Regions from separate parts of the Homo sapiens genome. Here region 2 is linked to region 1. Evidence: read pairs that join two places in POLR2A ChIA-PET (ENCODE). Cell type or tissue: K562. All regions are shown on one strand. Each heading gives the region's core, and the rest is flanking DNA. Links, peaks and the distances in the headings are about the cores only.

Evidence for each region. ChIA-PET counts read pairs that join two places held together with the same protein. Peaks named below come from ENCODE experiments on the same cell type or tissue, not always from the same donor. Only the 100,000 strongest peaks of a DNase experiment are listed, where the experiment ranks them.
Region 2: POLR2A ChIA-PET joins it to region 1 with 5 read pairs; 2 of 35 experiments call an interaction of 5 or more read pairs at or near these places.

Annotation. Positions count from the first base shown.
Region 1 is chr21:43,285,997-43,288,911 of GRCh38, forward strand. No RefSeq gene overlaps it. Among named protein-coding and RNA genes, the nearest start is that of LINC00322, 45 kb to the right of the region's middle. In K562, for the core only: no CTCF peak of the experiment used is centred there; a DNase peak (open chromatin) is centred at 1,347; H3K27me3 peaks cover 1,782 bases.
Region 2 is chr21:43,652,567-43,655,481 of GRCh38, forward strand. All of the region lies in intron 3 of HSF2BP (heat shock transcription factor 2 binding protein), which reads right to left. Among named protein-coding and RNA genes, the nearest start is that of HSF2BP, 5.5 kb to the right of the region's middle. In K562, for the core only: a CTCF peak has its summit at 1,210 (motif pointing right); a DNase peak (open chromatin) is centred at 1,231.

The DNA.
Region 1 (2,915 bases), core at 233-2,732:
TTAGGACACCAGCACACACAGAGGGATGACCACTCAAGGACACACGGAGAAGACGCCATCTAGAAGCCAAGGAGAGAGCCCTCAGGAGGCACCAGCCCTGCTGGATTAGGACACCGACACACACAGAGGGATGACCACTCAAGGACACATGGAGAAGACACCATCTAGAAGCCAAGGAGAGAGGCCTCGGGAGGCACCAGCCCTGCTGGATTAGGACACCGACACACACAGAGGGATGTCCACTCGAGGACACATGGAGAAGACCCCATCTAGAAGCCAAGGAGAGAGGCCTCGGGAGGCACCAGCCCTGCTGGAACCTTGATCTCAGCCTCCAGCCCCCAGCACTCTGGGAGAATGCATTTTTGTTGTCTGAGCCACCCACCCAGTGTGTGGTTCTTTGTTATGGCAGCTGGAACGAACTAATCCAATATGCCTAGTCACCCAGGTATTGCCCTAGGGACAGAAAATTCACCAACACCCTCTCTATGCACTCTATGAAGAGACCGGACTTTTAAAATGTTTTAAATGCCTTATTCACAACATCTCATGATATTTTTGTTTTCCTCTTTTAATTGCTCTAATCTAATTAATGAGTTTCCCCTAAGCAAAGAGTTCTCACTTTATTGTTACTTTTTGTCTTTTCACTACACGTATGCAACATTTGATCTTATTTGCTATTTGTTTTTAAGAACTTTTCTTTTTTTAAAAAAGTTTATTTATTTAATTTTTATTGAGATGAAGTCTCGCTATGTTACCCAGGCTGGTCTTGAATGCCTGAGCTTAAGTGATCCTCCTGCCTCAGTCTCCCAAAGTGCTGGGATTACAGGTGTGAGCCACCGTACCCAGCCTAAAAACTTTCTTTTCATTTGGAAATAATTTTAGAAACACAGAGAGTTACAACGATAGTCCAGAGAGCTCCTGTAGATTCTATCCCTGCTTTCGCCTAATGTTCACTCTTGATTATTTTTTAGTTTCAAATGTAATCCATGTTGCTTGGAGAAAGCATGGAAAATATTGGAAATGAAGTGGATTTTTAAAAAAAAATCAGTTTAATATTAGCACTAAGACATAAATCCAGTTACCTTTAGGAATCTTTCTTTGCAGCATTTTTTTCTTTTACTTTTCCTTTGAAATAATTATCAGATTACAGGAAGTGGCAAGGAGAGCAGACAGGGCTCTCATGGGCCCTTCACCCAGTTTCCCTGCAACAGCTGCCGCTGATGTCACCATAGCGCTAACTGACACCAGGAAATGGGTATTGTACGATGTGTGCACAGTTCTCCACCATTCGATCGCACGTGTAGATTCATGAAGCCACCGCCCAGTCCAGGGTGTCCCATCACCCAGCTATCTCTCTCGGGCTCCCCCTTGCTGGTCTCCTCCCCCGAACCATCCTCAACCCCTAGCAACCACTCCTTTGTTCTCCAGTGCCACACTTGGTCATTTCGAGACAGTGGTATATACAGAATCAGGCAGAACGTGACCTTTTGGGACTGGCCTTTTTGCTTAGTGCAATGCCCGTGACATCGGGCAGGTGGGTGTGTGCAGTAGCTCACCTCTTCCTACCGCTGTATTCCAGACACCACGGTGTGTTTAGCCGGTCACCTGGTGAAGGACATCTGGGTTGGCTGTGTCCGGTTTGGGGCTGTTATAAATAAAGATGCATGAACACTCGTGTGCCCTTTTCGGTGTGATCAGAAGTTTTTATTTCCTAGGGATAAATGCCCAAGAGTACAATTGCTGGGTCATGGTAATAGACTTAGTTTTTAAAGAAACTGCCAAAGCCTGGCCTACCATCCTTCCCTTCCCAGTGCACCCACAGGAGGTGTCATTTTACATTCCCAGAAGCAGGATATGAGTCTGTTCTGTAATGCACAGATACTACTGATATTATTTTGCTTGCGATCAAATTGTACCTGCTGTTTTATAATGGGCTTGTGTCCCTTGATATGATCTTATGAGCATTTCTCACACGTATTTTCCTACAGCTCCTTTAAAATTGCTGAATAAGGCAGCACGTGGGTAAACAGCCCCAGGGCCCAGTCCCACAGGGCTTACTTAAGCGCGTGTCCACTCCATGGCCGCACCCGTGCATCTGCTGCGGAACCTGGCGGGCACAATGCTAGGGGTGGGGCTGGAGTCACCGAGACTTGGTCCTGCTCCATGGGACTTAGAGCTGGTCCACAGATGAACACGTTGATCACAGACCAGGAGTGCTGTGGGCGAGACTACACAGAGTCCCGAGTATAAGCCGTGTTAGGTCAGGGAGAGTGCCCACCCATGTGATGTCTGGGCTGAGGTCTGGAGAAAATGCAAGCGTTCAATAGGCTGGGGCAGGGGAGGGCTGGCTGTGCGCGCTCTATCTTCGTCAAATCTATTTTATCTAATCATTTGCAAAAGCAAATAACACGAGCTCTCTGTCCCGGGACAGGCACACAGCTGTTGACTTTGTTCACTGTTTTGTGCCCCTCACAAGCATGAACTGGGCATGACTCAGGCATTTGCAGAAAGAATGTCAAATGTCACCCAGAATATCACTGTATACAAGAGGTCTTTGCACACAGCTCCAATATTTTGCTTAGAGGTCAATCTCTGGAAGTTAAATGGCTTGTTGCTGAATGCTGCATACATTTCCAAGGTCTAGATACTGTTCTAAACCTTAGTGACTGCTCATTTACACTCTGGACCCTAGACTTCGGCGAGCACCCTCTCTAGATGGCCACACCATGAGTGTCTCACCAGGGCTCAGGGGCTGCCTATCCCCTTCCCTCCTGAGCTGGGCCCCCAAATCCTAAGGCTGGGTGTATATGGCCAAGTGCAGATGGAGGCAGGCTCTGTTTTCAGGAGCAGGACCTGATCCAAGTTTATTACCAAATTAAATACTCCTCCCCCCTCCTCATCGTAGACCAAGGCAC
Region 2 (2,915 bases), core at 265-2,764, 370 kb after region 1:
GAGTCATGTCTAGCATGATTAGTCTAGGAAGACAGGCTCGTGGGAAGGCTTGGGGAGGGCCATCAGATCTAGGCCTTATAAAAAGAAGAATTTTTATTTTTCTTGATGTTGGCTAAATGGTAAAAACTCAAAAGCCAAAATTAGATAAAAGATGCCTTAGGAGGCCACAGTAAACCTCCTGGAACCAGCCCAGCCCAATCTGATCCTTCCTTTCTGTTAACACCACGTTTCCTGGAGCACATGTGAGTTTCATGAGATAGGACTGCAAACTAGAAAGAAGGGCATCAGGCCAGGCGCAGTGGCTCATAACTGTAATCCAGTGCTTTGGGAGGCCGAGGCGGGCAGATCACCTGAGGTCAGGAGTTCAAGACTAGTCTGGCCAACGTGGTGAAACCTGGTCTCTAACTAAAAATACAAAAATTAGCTGGCGTGGTGGCACACACCTGTAATCCCAGCTACTCGGGAGACTGAGGCAAGAGAATCGCTTGAACCCAGGGGGCAGAGGTTGCAGGGTTGCAGTGAGCTGAGATCATGCCACTGCACTCAAGCCTGGGCAACAGAGTGAGACTCGGAAGAAAGAGAGAAAGAGAGACACAGAGAGAGAGAGAGAGAGAAAAGGGAAAGGAAGGGAAGGGGAAGGGAAGGGAAGGGGAAGGGAAGGGAAGGGGAAGGGAAGGGGAGGGGAGGGGAGGGAAGGGAAGGGAGAAGGAAGGAAGAGAGAGAGAGAAAGAAAGAAGGGCATGCAGAGACAGTAGGGTGCTCCCTCAAGACCGAATAATCAGCCAGGGAGATAATGACAGACAAAATCAGGGGCCGAGATAATGACAGATAAAATCAGGGGCCCTGCACTCCCAACAGCTTATAAAGTAAAATGGAAATAAAACCATGTGTCTGAAGGAAGCATAGGGTACCATGACAACATTTCAAAGGAAGATTGATCATGTCGAGGTAGTCAGATTAGGCAGTGACTCTGAGCCGGGGCTGTGCCCAATAATATAAAGCCTTTTAAGCCGTAGTATGGTTTTGCTTAGGTTTTTGGATGATAATGAGTCTGGGTGGGGTTTTTAGGTTTTTGCTCTTTATCCTAAAAACAAAGAGAAGCGTCTGAAGACTTACGCAGGTGAATGGCATCATCAGATTGAACTGCCACAAACTACTCAGGCTACAGTGTGTCTGAGGGACTGGAGAGTGGCAGTGAGGAGACCGCCAGGAGGAGGCAGAACACAGCAGTGGAGACAGACGCAGGCTGATGATTCAGGATGCATCCATGAAGTAACACTCACAAGACTTACTAGCGGACAGGTTTCATGCGGAGTAGTGAGGAAGAGAGACAGGTAACAAGGAAGACTCCTGGGTCTCTAGTCTGGGTGTTGGTGCTCTGGGGAGACTGAGGCAGGCCAGTGTAAGACAGGGGCAGGGAACAGATAGCATGAGGCAGATATGACAACAGGAAGTAAAAATCAGCTTGCACCGAGAAAGCAAAAGTCTGTCCTGACTTCTGTCAGGCTGGAATAACAAACACAGATAAAGTCAGGTGCCAAGTTAACAGAAAATATCTCTCAAAGACAATGCAACTGTAAAGTGTCATAATGACCTCTTCTTTGAGTGACTGCTAACTTCTTATTCACTGAGAAGCCTTATTCTGTAAAATCCCAGACTCGCACAAATTTTGTTCTTTGAAATTATACAAGTAAGAAGATCCCACTCTTGCCTGCAGGATCTAAGTCACTGTGACACAGAAAAGAACCCTATTTCCAGCTACTGCAGAGCTTCAAGTAAGGGATTTCTAGAACAATGTTCCACGTCTATTTGAACGTTGTAGTTTTCAAGGAAACGGGACCTGGGTCCGCTTCGCAGTCAGACTTAATATTGGTCCCTTTAGACACAGTTCTATTTTGCTTCATTTATGCTTCACCTAATACCACTCTGTCTCCAAGTCCTACAACAACTCTATCCTCTTTTTTGTTGACATGCCCCACAGTTTCTCGGTGTTCTGGTATGGTCTTCCTCACTGCAAAGAGCCATAAACCTCACTCTGTCAGACTGTGGGTCTGTTCCTGGCGACCTTAGACTGATTAGGCTAGGGCAGACATTTAGAATTTGAAATAATCATGAAACAAGCAGGAAGAAATGCCAAGTCGGAGTCAGGCACAAGGCCGTGAGCTTGGAGAGTTCTGGGCTAGAGAGTAAATCCAGCAGCCACTGGCATCAAGACGGTAACTGAAGCTGTGAGTGTGCATGAGACTGCCTAGGGAGAAGCCATGGGGTGAGGCAATGAGCGGGGCCTAGGCCTGAGTCTCAAGCCCTATTGGAAGGCTGCAAAGCAGAGAAGGATAAATTTCAGCAAAGGGGAATAAGCAGGAATTGCCAGAGAGACTATGGGGAAAAAGGTGACTCTATAGCCTGGGAAAGGCCGGGACTATGAGATAAGATCTCCCAAAGGCAGACTGTGATCAAGTGACCACAGATTTGTTTGTGGCCCTCACTCGGTTTGATTTTGGCAGCGGGACTGATCACTAAAGACACTCATGTTAACTAACTCATGAGACCCTGATGTATTTTTTAGAATGCCAGTTTATTAATTTACAGTGAGAATATAACCAACCAGCAGGCTGCCATACGCTGCTACTGGTGTATGCCTATTTACCTTCCTTTCCTGAAGATAAATGCACAAGGAATGACTAATCTCAGAAAGTTGCTGGATGAGCATGAAATCAAAACTAGAGAAATTAGAAGTCAATGACCTGGCATTCTGGCAACCAATGACACGCCATGTATCTGGCAGAGTCCCAGTGGGAAAGAGAAATCAACCCAGATGTTGAGACTTTTCTGAAGGGACCACTTACAGAGGGGAGAGCAGAGATAACAGAACCACCAAGGGACAGCGAGGTACCCAGGGACTAGCAACAGCCCTA